3 separate regions of the Homo sapiens genome follow, and all the other regions are linked to region 2. The links are chromatin contacts, found by Hi-C or POLR2A ChIA-PET in ENCODE. All regions are on one chromosome and are shown on one strand. The core of a region is the stretch at or near the end of the contact, and the rest is flanking DNA. Distances in the headings are between cores, read along the strand shown.

What was found. Hi-C counts contacts between places; a loop is a spot of excess contacts on that map. ChIA-PET counts read pairs that join two places held with the same protein, here RNA polymerase II (POLR2A). Pooled maps may share reads with other maps.
Region 1: a map with no recorded cell type shows a loop between it and region 2 (14-fold over the local background). The contact joins the promoter of CHST12 here to the enhancer-like site in region 2. A Hi-C loop is called at or near these places in 1 of 37 single-sample maps with no recorded cell type and 2 of 50 pooled maps. POLR2A ChIA-PET finds 5 or more read pairs at or near these places in 2 of 52 experiments (B cell and PC-9).
Region 3: a pooled map shows a loop between it and region 2 (3-fold over the local background). The contact joins the promoter of AMZ1 here to the enhancer-like site in region 2. A Hi-C loop is called at or near these places in 2 of 50 pooled maps. POLR2A ChIA-PET finds 5 or more read pairs at or near these places in 2 of 52 experiments (activated B cell and activated naive CD4-positive, alpha-beta T cell).

Annotation. Positions count from the first base shown.
Region 1 is chr7:2,401,732-2,405,313 of GRCh38, reverse strand. CHST12 (carbohydrate sulfotransferase 12) reads right to left here and starts at 1,703. Exons shown (of 2, transcript NM_018641.5): 1 at 1,641-1,703. RefSeq lists silencers at 1,407-1,576, 1,667-2,036 and an enhancer at 2,127-2,226.
Region 2 is chr7:5,217,293-5,220,725 of GRCh38, reverse strand. It overlaps WIPI2 (WD repeat domain, phosphoinositide interacting 2), which reads right to left. Exons shown (of 13, transcript NM_015610.4): 7 at 2,712-2,804. Among named protein-coding and RNA genes, the nearest start is that of WIPI2, 29 kb to the right of the region's middle. RefSeq lists enhancers at 1,568-2,277, 2,288-2,367, 1,226-2,425. Within about 2 kb of position 1,250, at least 9 of the 41 ENCODE cell types and tissues checked have a DNase peak (open chromatin) inside an H3K27ac peak, as active enhancers do; they include B cell, where a contact is called at or near this core.
Region 3 is chr7:2,685,641-2,689,494 of GRCh38, reverse strand. It overlaps AMZ1 (archaelysin family metallopeptidase 1), which reads right to left and starts at 1,293. Exons shown (of 7, transcript NM_001384743.1): 1 at 1,199-1,293. RefSeq lists an enhancer at 325-594.

The sequences.
Region 1 (3,582 bases), core at 454-2,953, 2.8 Mb after region 2:
ACCACCACGCCCAGCTAAATTTTGTATTTTTAGTAGAGATGGGGTTTCACCATGTTGGCCAGGCTGGTCTCGGACTCCTGACCTCAGGTGATCCGCCCGCCTCTGCCTCCCAAAGTGCTGGGATTACAGTCACGAGCCACCTCGCCCGGCCTTCCAGTCTTAGCTTCCAACCCAATCCTCAAACCCCACTTCATCAAGAACACGGCGACCCACCATCTCCCCCAAACATCACTTTCACTTCCACATCTCTGCATGCCCTTTGCCTCCAAACGCCCCAATTCATAGGTCCTCTCCACTGTGGAAAATGTCGGAAAATGTCGCCACATTCTGTTAACGCCTGCACCACAGTCTCAACTCCACACAGTTGTAGCCAGGCTGGCCGTGAGCTCCCAGGGCAAGGCCCACGCTATTACCGGCATCTACCCCAGCTTAGCATCTTGCACTCGATTGGAGGTTTGATAATAAAGCTGGAGTCAGCTGAGTGACAGCAGACAGTTACTGCTGGCCCCAAAGCGTCAGCCCAAAGTCCCATAAACTCCTTTGCAGGGAAATCAAACATCTATGCCATTCCAGGCAGGTGCTCTTTCAGATCTCAAGCGTTGCACCTTCGTGTAGCAATCTCCTCATTACCCCTGTTTTCTCTCCATCCTCACTCAGACACCAGCCCTGACTCCCAACACCAGATGCTCACGGTGAGGGGCTAACCCGGGTCCCCGCGTGGGGGTAAGTGGGGGACCCGCTGAGCTGTCCCCAACCACCCACAGCCGGGAACAGCACCGTAGGGCCTGGTGTCCTGGAAGATGTACTGCGTCCAGCACCGCGCCTGCAACTCACATTCCTATTCACCCCGGGGCTTCCGAGTCCCCACAGCCCCGCTTATGAACTAAATAATTTAATAATGCTGGAAACACTATGGCTTGTTGTGCTGCCTGCCAGACGGAGCCTCTGCCCGAGCCAAGGCTTTGCCGGCGGTGTCTCGGTGGCCGGGAGCCCGCAGAGGAGGTCTAAGTCCCACTGTTCCCGGACTAAATGCACGGTTTCCTCTCCCAGAGGGGCAGGGCTGCGGCTTCTGGAGTGAGAGGTCATTTAAGGGATACCCTGAGCGACCTGCCGGTGCTGCTGGCGTCTGCAGGCTCCAGGGCTGCGGTCGGCGGGGCCGGGGAGCCCCGTTCAGGTGACAGCAGGCACACGGGGGCCCTCGGGAGCTGGGGATCCTGGAACTCCAAGCCCGGGAATTGGTCCTACCCCTGCCGGGCGGCAGAGGCTGATGCCGGGCAGGGGGACTCCTGGGGGCCGGCGGGGCCGCTGCAGCCTCTGCTGTCGCTGAATCAGAACCACAGATTTCTCGTCCAGACCCCGAGGAGCCGCAGAACGCGCTGATCAGGGCCCCAGGGCTGGGTCCCCCTGGCCGAGGACGACGAGCGGGGCTCAGAGAGGGCGCGCGCAGGGCCAAGGTCACACTGCGCGCCGGCGCGGGAACTCGAACCCAGGCCCAAGCCGCGCCCGCCAGGCCAGGTTAAGGAGAGCCGACCCGCGCCCCTCAGCGCGGCCCGGGACCCCCGCCCGGGCCCTGGGAGCCCAGCACTGGCCGAGAGAGAGGGAGACCGCGCCCCGAGCCCGCCGCCCGCCGCGCCCCTCACCTCGCGACCCTCACCTCGCGCCCCTCACCTCGCGCCCGCAGCCGCCGCCGCCGCCCCGCGACTAGCGGACCCCCCAGAGGCAGCCCTCGCCGGCCCCGCCCCCGGCGCAGGAGCCCCTCCTACCGGTCGTCTTCTCGCGAGACGTCGCGGCCGCCGGAGGGGCCACGGAGGCCGAGGGGCGCCCGCCCTCAGCGCGCCTGCGCCCGGCCAGCCCGCCCGCCCCCGCCCTCGCGAGCCAGTGCCATGTGGCGCCGTATTTACGGCCAGAGATCGACTCCGCCCACCGGCCGCCACGAGCCACGCCCCTTTCTCAGCAGCCAATCCGCGGCGTTGACTCCGCCCCGGCGGACCGGGCGCGCGGCGGCTCGGGGACGCGCAGCTGTCTCGCCGTTCGACCCGGGAGCTCCACGTTGCAGCCAAACACGATCCCGTTAACCAACCTTTATGCAGTGCCTGTTGTCTATCCGACCCTTTCTCGAGCATCGGCTCATTGGCAAAGGATCGTGATGCTCACCGGCTGGGGCTTGAGACTCGCTGTGTGACCTTGGGCAAGTGACTTAACCTCTCTGAGGTTGTCGCCAATCCGTAAAATATAATAGGTTAGTGACCCTACCTTTCAGGGAGTATGTGAGACAAACGAGATGACACGGGTAAAGAGCTTAGCAAGATGCCTAATGCATAGTGAGCATGCAGTAATTGTTCTTGGCATCAATGTAGTTTTGTGTGTTTGTTTGTTTATTTTTTTAGAGACAGGATCTCACCGTGTCGTCCAGGATGGGGTGCAGCGGTGCAGTCACAGCTCACTGCAGCCTCGACCTCCTGGGTTCAAGCCATCCTCCCACCTCAGCCTCCCAAGTAGATGGAACTACAGACAGGTGCCACCACACCCGGCTAATTTTTAATTTTTAATAGAAACGGGGGTCTCACTATGTTGCCCAGGGTGGTCTTGAACCCCTAGACTCAAGCAATCCTCCTGCCTCAGCCTCCCAGAGCTCTGGGATTACAGGCGTGAGCCACCGCGCCAGGCCCAGTCATTTTTTTTTTAAATTATGGTAAAATATATAGAACATAAAATTTACCATCTTAACCTTTGTTGTTGTTGTTGTTGTTGTTGTTGTCGTTGTTGTTGTTGTTGAGACAGAGTCTCGCTCTGTCGCCCAGGCTGGAATACAGTGGCCCGATCTCGGCTCACTGCAAGCTCCGCCTCCCGGGTTCACGCCATTCTCCTGCCTCAGCCTCCCGGGTAGCTGGGACTTACAGGCGCCCGCCACCACGCCCGGCTAATTTTTTGTATTTTTAGTAGAGACGGGGTTTCACCGTGTTAGCCAGGATGGTCTCGAACTCCTGACCTCGTGATCCGCCCGCCTCGGCCTCCCAAAGTGCTGGGATTACAGGCGTGAGCCGCCGCGCCCGGCCCATCTTAACCATTTTTAAGCACTCCCTGCAGTGGCATTAAGCACTTTCACATCCCCACCATCCACCCCAAGAACTTTTTCAATCCGTGATATTTTTAGTTGGCCCCCTCCGATGGACTCCCGAGGCAGCCTTCCAACCAAGGTCATCTCTTCACTCTTCCACTCCCTGCAGCCAGTCCCAAAGGAGTTCCGAACCCACCGGGCCCTGGAAATGTGGAAGTGAGGGAGACGGGCAAGGCCCCTGCCCTCCTGTATTCTAGTGGGGGGGAAAAGCAACAAACAACCACCACAAAATATATGTGTATATTATATACACACTCACAGTAGATAATATGTTTATACGTATGTGTAATGCATACATGTTACCTATGTGTATGTATGTAGTATATATGTTTATATATTGTACACATACATATAGACCTGTATTATGCATGTATAATATGTCTATGTTGTATACATACATATATGCAATTGCACGTATGTAAATAAGGTGACAGCCTCTGGCAATGTCACCCTGTGATGCCTGT
Region 2 (3,433 bases), core at 1-2,500:
GACAGGAGAAACACTAGAGTCCAGGAGTTCAAGACCAGCCTGGGCAACATAACAAGACCCCACCTCTACAAAAAACAAAAAAATCAGCTAAGCCTGATGATTCGTTCCTGTTGTCCCAGGAGTGGAAGCTGCAGTGAGCCATGATCATGCCACTGCACTATCTCTGTGTTTGTAAATAGTAAAAAGTGGCTGGGCGTGGTGGCTCACTCCTGTAATCCCAGCACTTTGGGAGGCCAAGGCGGGTGGATCACGAGGTCAGGAGTTCACGACCAGCCTGGCCAACGTGGTTAAACCCCATCTACTCAAAATACAAAAATTAGCTGGGTGTGGTGGCGCGCGCTTGTAATCTCAGCTACTCAGGAGGCTGCGGCAGGAGAACTGCTTGAACCTGGGAGGCAGAGGTTGTGGTGAGCTGAGATCATACCACACTGCACTCCAGCCTGGGGGACAGAACAAGACTCCGTTTCAAAAAAAAAAAAAAAGCAAAAAGCAGCAGATGACCTAAGTGTAGAACACCAAGGAACTGTTTACATAAATTATGGTAAACTCATACAATGGGATAGTATACAGCTATTAGAAATCAGAATATAGGCCAGGCACAGTGGCTCACTCCTGTAATTCTAGCACTTTGGGAGGCTGAGGTTTGTAGATCGCTTGAGCTCAGGAGTTTGAAACCAGCCTGGCCAACAGGGTGAAACCCCATCTCTACAAAAAGTACAACAATTAGCCGGGCGTGGTGGCAGGTGCCTGTAGTCCCAGCTACTTGGGAGGCTGAAGTAGGAAGATCACTTAAGCCTGGGAGATGGAGGTTGCATAGAGCAGAGATTGTGCCACTGCACTCCAGCCTGGGTGACAGAGCAAGCATGACCCTGTCTCAAAAAAAAAAAAAACTGGTACTTGAGAACACTTGGTTCTCTCTGGATGGAGGGACACAAACTGAGCTTGTAACATTGAGAATTAGAGAATGAACTATTTTCTGCATCCATATACAAAAATAACCACGGCAAAGGTTTTGTCCTCTGCAGCCTAAACTTTCAGATGAGACATAATTTTGTGGCGCACGTCTACCGTGCAATACTAATTAATTAAGAGTTGTTTTGTTGCCACATGACCGCAAGATTCTTGAAAGCAGGATTAAGTCACAGGCCTCAGGGGGCCTCAGCACCTGGGACAGAGCGGGGCTGGGAAGGCCTTGCTGCTCTCACTCCACAGATGAGAGCATTCCATGTACAAGCAATCAAGGTTCCTCTTTATAGTCCAGAAAAAAAAAAATCTATTTTTATGGGCCTTAAAATTCCATCAAGTACTTTTGGGCCTTTATAAGAGCTACTAAAGAAACATTAACAGTGAGACTTTGATTAGTCAAAGGGTAACAGAATTTCAGGGCCATTTCAAAGGGAAAAGAAAAGGACAAGGTGCTATTGGGATAGTCTAGCATAATTAGAATCAAAGTCAGACTTGGAGTCTGACCCCTCTGTTGCTGCCCAGTTGGGCGGCCCCGGGCACACCGCTTAACCTTTCTGAGCCCTTGCTATGAAACAGAGAACTGTTTACCTTGCTGAGGGGAAACAAATGAGGTAATGAAGATAAAAGATCCAGGATAATTCACGACCCAGAAGTGACCCATAAGCGGTGACATCATTATTACAGAACTCGGGTGTGAGACTGAAGAACAAAGGCCCAGGCAGGAAAGCTAAGGAAGTGAGCCGACGTTTTATTGTATCTTCTCTGGTCAATAGTTTGAGGGGAGAGATGGCTTGAAAGGGGAGGCTATTTTAGGATTTCAATGAGAAGCAAAATCATATCCAAATCAAAGTAAAGGTCATCGGTGGCCAATGAAGAGCGGAGAAAACGGAGGCGGGAGAACAGACGCGACCTCAAGACAGAAGAATGGAAGACGCAACTTTCAAGAAAAGAGGAACTGAAACGAAAAGAGAGGCACAGTCCAAATGAGGAAGAGAACAAGGAGCCTTCAGTCTCCTGGGGGCCAGGGAGCCTCGCCACGCGGTCACAGGTACACGGGGACATTTAGAGGCCATCTCCTTTAAAGCCAGACATTCTTCTTACTGGAATCTCTTGAATTCATAGTTAGAAATACATATAAAACATTGATACATGACTTAAATACACTACTACCTACGGCAGCAACATATTAGAAACAAAGTCCCAAAAGGGTGATGTTGACATGAATCACAACTAAATACTGCGCGGCCATTACAAGTGTTTTTGAACTTAGACAAATGTCATGCAGAGTGAAAAAGGATAAATTATACCCATAGTAGGATCCCAATTTTGTTGACTAAAGAGAAAATGAAATACACTGAAATGTGTTCAGACTGGCTGGATAGAATTCTGTCTTTGCTTTTTCACATTTCATCACTGTCTGGGTTCTTTACTGTTATGTGGTAGTTTCATCATTTAGAAACACACTGGGTGAGCGGTGTGGTTACACACGGCACTTCTGTCTCCTCTGGACATTTCTGTATTTTCTACTACAAATGTGGACCAGCTCTCCCGTCCCAGTGGCACACTGCAAGCTCCGCTCACTCTCGGGCAGTACACGCCTGTGGCCTGACAAGTGGGTGGCTGTCTTTGCTTCTCCCGGAGCTGGTAAGTATAGGACCTTGCCTCTAAGGTGGCTGTGTGAACAGAACTGAAAAAGTCTGTGGACGCCTTGGCACCAGTGCTCCCCCGGGGAAAAGCAGACTCACCTTCTCCGAAGCCGTGGCAAGTTTAGTTCCACTTGCGTCAAAGGCCAGTGCCGCTAAAGGACTGTCGTGAGCCGGAATCATGTTTGCAGCTCTCTGAAAAAGGGACACCAATAAAGAGTGGCCACCGCACAGTGACCGCCCACGCCCCAGGGCTGACACTTGGTCCGCAAGTGCCAATTAGCTGTTCCTAAAACACCATTACGGTCCAAACAAATGCCAAACCCACTTGATTTACTGGGGCTGGGCATCCAAGGAAATGCTGCTCCAACTTTAGAAAAAGCAAAGCAATTTATCCCTAAGGTTTTCTATGTTCCTTCAAACATTCCCGTGGCGAGGAGCTCAGCACTGCTCTGAACGCCGCAGCAGATCCAGAAGCAGAATGAGCCAGACCTACTCTGCTACTGAGAAGAGAGCAGTGGGGCTGGGCGCGGGGCACCCGCCTGTAGTCCCAGCACTTTAGGGGGCCGAGGCGGGAGGATGGCTTAAGGCCAGGAGTTTGAGGCCAGCCTGGGCAACCCAGCAAGACTCCATCTCTACAAAAATAAAAAATTAGCTGGGTGTGGTGTTGCATGACTGTAACTCCTCGGGAGGCTGAGGCAGGAGGATCAATTGAGCCCAGGAGGTTGAGGCTGCAGTGAGCTAGGACTGCACCACTGCACTCCAGCATGGGCGACAGAGCCAGACCCTGTCTCAAAAACAAACAAACAAACAAAAAAGTGCAG
Region 3 (3,854 bases), core at 44-2,543, 2.5 Mb after region 2:
GAGCACCCGAGTTCCAGCCCTGCTGCTATTAATACCATGGGTAAACTCAGACGCTTCTCCTTCCTCCTCCCCTTGCCTTTTTTTGTCCAAAGACTGGAAAAGAGCACGTCCGCATCCCCCCCCCAGGGAGGTTCTGCCGCTCTAAGCAACAAGGGCCGCCAGACTGGCCCAGTAACCAGGTATCCAAGGTCAGGCTGCCCTAAACCGCACAGCTCCGGGCACTCATGCTCCCCCATCTGACCACGCAGATGCCTGGCCTTTGGGCAAGAAACCATGCTCTGATTCTCGCTATTCTGAATGCGCTTTGCAAAACCTCCCAGCAGCTGCATCGAGCTATTCATTAGCTGACAGCGGAGACCTTCAGGCAGAACCAGACGGACGGATGGTTTTGGGGGTTTCTCACCTCTCAGTTTCCATTCGCTAGGAGGGAAAACCGGGGGCTTAGACCGCAGGGGTAGTGGCCTCCGGGCCAGACTCTTGGCTTCCTGTTCTCTCTCCTCACCTGCGAACCCCAAACTCCTCTGCCAAGTGTTTCCCTCCCGTGATGGGGGCAGAAAGGACCCAGGTCCCTGCCCTCCCCTGTCCTTTGTAAAGTTTGCCATTTCTCTGTCACCCCTCCCTTGCTTTTCTGGTTTTGAGACCTGTCTTACATCCCTGCAGGGATCATATCCACAGCCTTCTCCCTCAGTCTCCTGGGGGAGGAAGCCTTCTCCCTCCCCGGCTCATACACAGGCTGCGGGGAGCCCTGGGCACGACGAGATTCTCGGCGCCCTGGAGGTTCCCCGGGGACGTCCCGCACCCACCTGGCTCGCCCCAGCCCGGAAACGCCTTCTTTCGGGCGCTTGGCCCTGGATTCCCGACCCGTCCCCAGTTTGCTCCCATCGGGAAGCGCGCAGGTCGCCCTGGCCTGGGAGAGGATGGCGGGGAGGGGGCGCGTGGCCCTTCCCTGGCCCGGCCTTCCCTCTGCAGGACCTGCCGGGGCTGTGCGGACCCCGGCGCGGCGCTGCACCAAACCCTCGCCAAGTGCGCCCTTCGCGTCTCCGCGGTCCCCGCGCGCCCGTAGCCGCCGCCGCCCGGGCGCCCTCGGGACTTGGTGCGCGGGCCGGGCTGGACCCGGAGCTGCCCCTACCCACCCGCCCCGGCACGGAGGTCCCTCTCGGTCCCTGCGCCCCCGAGTCTTCCCCGCGCGCCCCCCTACCTCGCAGTCCCGCGCCCGCCGGAGCCGGCAGAGGCCGCGCCGGGCACCGAGCCCCGGGCAGCAGCGTGGGCAGCTCGGCCTGGGCCGGGAGGATCGGGAGGTCCCGGTGACGTCGGCGCGCGGGGCAGGGACCGAGGCGGGCGGGACTGGGGCCGGTGTGGGGCCGCGGGCAGGACAGGAGGGCCACACCCCTCCCGGCGCTCAGCGTCCTGCCCCACTCCCTCCAGCTGCCCGCGGTGGAGCTCACGTGGGACCCTCCAGCCTCCCAGAAACACCCGGGCAGGGGGGCCCCAGAGCCTAAAGCCAAACAGGTGAGGGAGGTCAGTCAGCCCGGGCCAGTTCGTGCCTCCCCAGGTGAGAGGAGTAAACCCGGCTACTCTGCAAGGCGCCAGGTGAAGAGGTGAACCAGGCCACCAGTTAAGGCCCCAGGTGAGAGGGGTGAACCAGCGCCACGAGGTGAGGAAGGGGAACCAGGCCACCAGGAGAGGCCCCAGGTGAGAGGGGTGAACCAGGCTATCAGGCAAGGCGCCAGGTGAGGGGGTGAACGAGGCCACCAGGTGAGGAGGTGAACCAGGCTTATCAGCGAAGCCCCAGGTGAGAGGGGTGAACCAGGCCCCTAGGTTAGCCCTACAGTCAGTGGCCCTGAGGACGGGCGCCCTGCCCTACCCTGGCCAGCTGTGAGTGCAGCCCTGGCCCTGTGCCAGCCACCAGGAGATGGAAAGGACTCTAAGTGCGGAAGGATGCCGTGAAGGCCGGCATGACGGCTCCAGACAGAGCCCAGAGGCCTTTTCCATAAACTGCCCTTTTCCTCTCTGCAAACCCTCCCAGCACCAGCTTCCCTCGGGCAGCCTCCCACCAGCTCTGCTTCACCGTGCAGAAATGCCCCCCACGCCCTCAGCAGCGCCCCACAGATGGCTGAGGGATTCGTCACCATCGTCCCACACCAGTGCAAAGAATTTTTTTTTTTTTTTAGATGGAGTCTCGCTCTGTCGCCCAGGCTGGAGTGTAATGGTGCAATCTGGGCTCACTGCAACCTCCACCTCCGGGGTTCAAGTCATTCTTCTGCCTCAGCCGCCTGAGTAGTGGGGATTATAGGTACCCATCATTGTGTCCAGCTAATTTTTGTATTTTTAATAGAGATGGGGTTTCACCTTCTTGGCCAGGCTGGTATCAAACTCTTGACCTCATGATACACCCGCCTCAGCCTCTCAAAGTGCTGGGAGTACAGGCGTGAGCCACCACACCCAGCCTCAAAGAATTTTTTTAAGCCTTAAGAAATAACACGGCTGGGCGTGGTGGCTCATGCCTGTAATCCCAGCACTTTGGGAGGCTGAGGCAGACAGATCACAAGGTCAGGAGTTCAAGACCGGCCTGGCCAGTATGGTCAAACCCCGTCTCTATTAAAAATAAAAAAATTAGCTGGGCGTGGTGGCTGGTGCCTATAGTCCCAGCTACTCGGGAGGCTGAAGCAGGAGAATCACTTGAACCCGGGAGGCGGAGGTTGCAGTGAGCCGAGATTATGCCACTGCACTCCAGCCTGGGTGACAAAGCAAGACTTTGTTTCAAAAAAAAAAGAGAGAGAGAGAAAAACAACACAACACTAGGTGTCCGGTGTGCAAAATTTGGAAAATTATGAAAAATAAAAACAAAAAGAAGACCCCATAAGCCAACTGTGTAGAGGTAACCTCTCTCACCTTCTTGTCAGACATCCTTCTGATCGCCTTCTCCTCCACATTGAAATGTATTTTTAAAAAGTTTTTTTTGAGACAGGATCTTGCTCTATTGCCCAAGCTAGAATGCACTGGTATAAACGCGAGTCACTGTAGCCTCGACCTCCTAGACTCCAGCAATCCTCCTCCCTCAGCCTCCTGAGTAGCTGAGACTACAGGTACGTGCCATCACACCTGGCTAATTTTGAAACTTTTATGTAGAGATGGGATCTCGCTATGTTGCTCAAGCTGGTCTCAAACTCCTGGGCTCAAACAACCCTCCCAGCTCGGCCTCCCAAAATGTTGAGATCACAGGTATGAGCCACCGTGCCCAGCCTAAATACATATTTTAAGGGATTCACGTCACATACTGCGTTCTGCAGGCGGCCCGTGACTTCACACTCATCAATAGCCAAAAGTCCGTCTCCACACCCTGATGGTCTGCGCTGGACTCCGTGTCATGGATCTGTCACCTGCTTTGGGATATTTTGGTTTCTCCTGGTGTCTCACTAGCATATATCACTGTGATAGACGATCTTGTTTCCACAGATCTTTGTACAGGTATCTGGTCCCCCTCACCTTGGGATAAATTCCTACAAATAGATTGTGACTCAGAAAGCTGCACTTCTTCACACGTGTTGCCGCAGGGATTTTCCAGGTTATTTCTGTTGGGGATGGAGAACCCAGAACCTGAGAAAAGATGAATGTTCTTTTTTTTTTTTTTTTTTTTTTCTTGAGACGGAGTCTCGCTCTGTCACTCAGGCTGGAGTGCAGTGGCGTGATCTCGGCTCACTGCAAGCTCCACCTCCCGGGTTCACACCATTCTCCTGCCTCAGCCTCCTAAGTAGCTGGGACTACAGGCGCCTGCCATCATGCCTAGCTAATTTTTGTGTTTTTAGTAGAGATGGGGTTTCACCATGTTGGCCAGGATGGTCTCGATCTCCTGA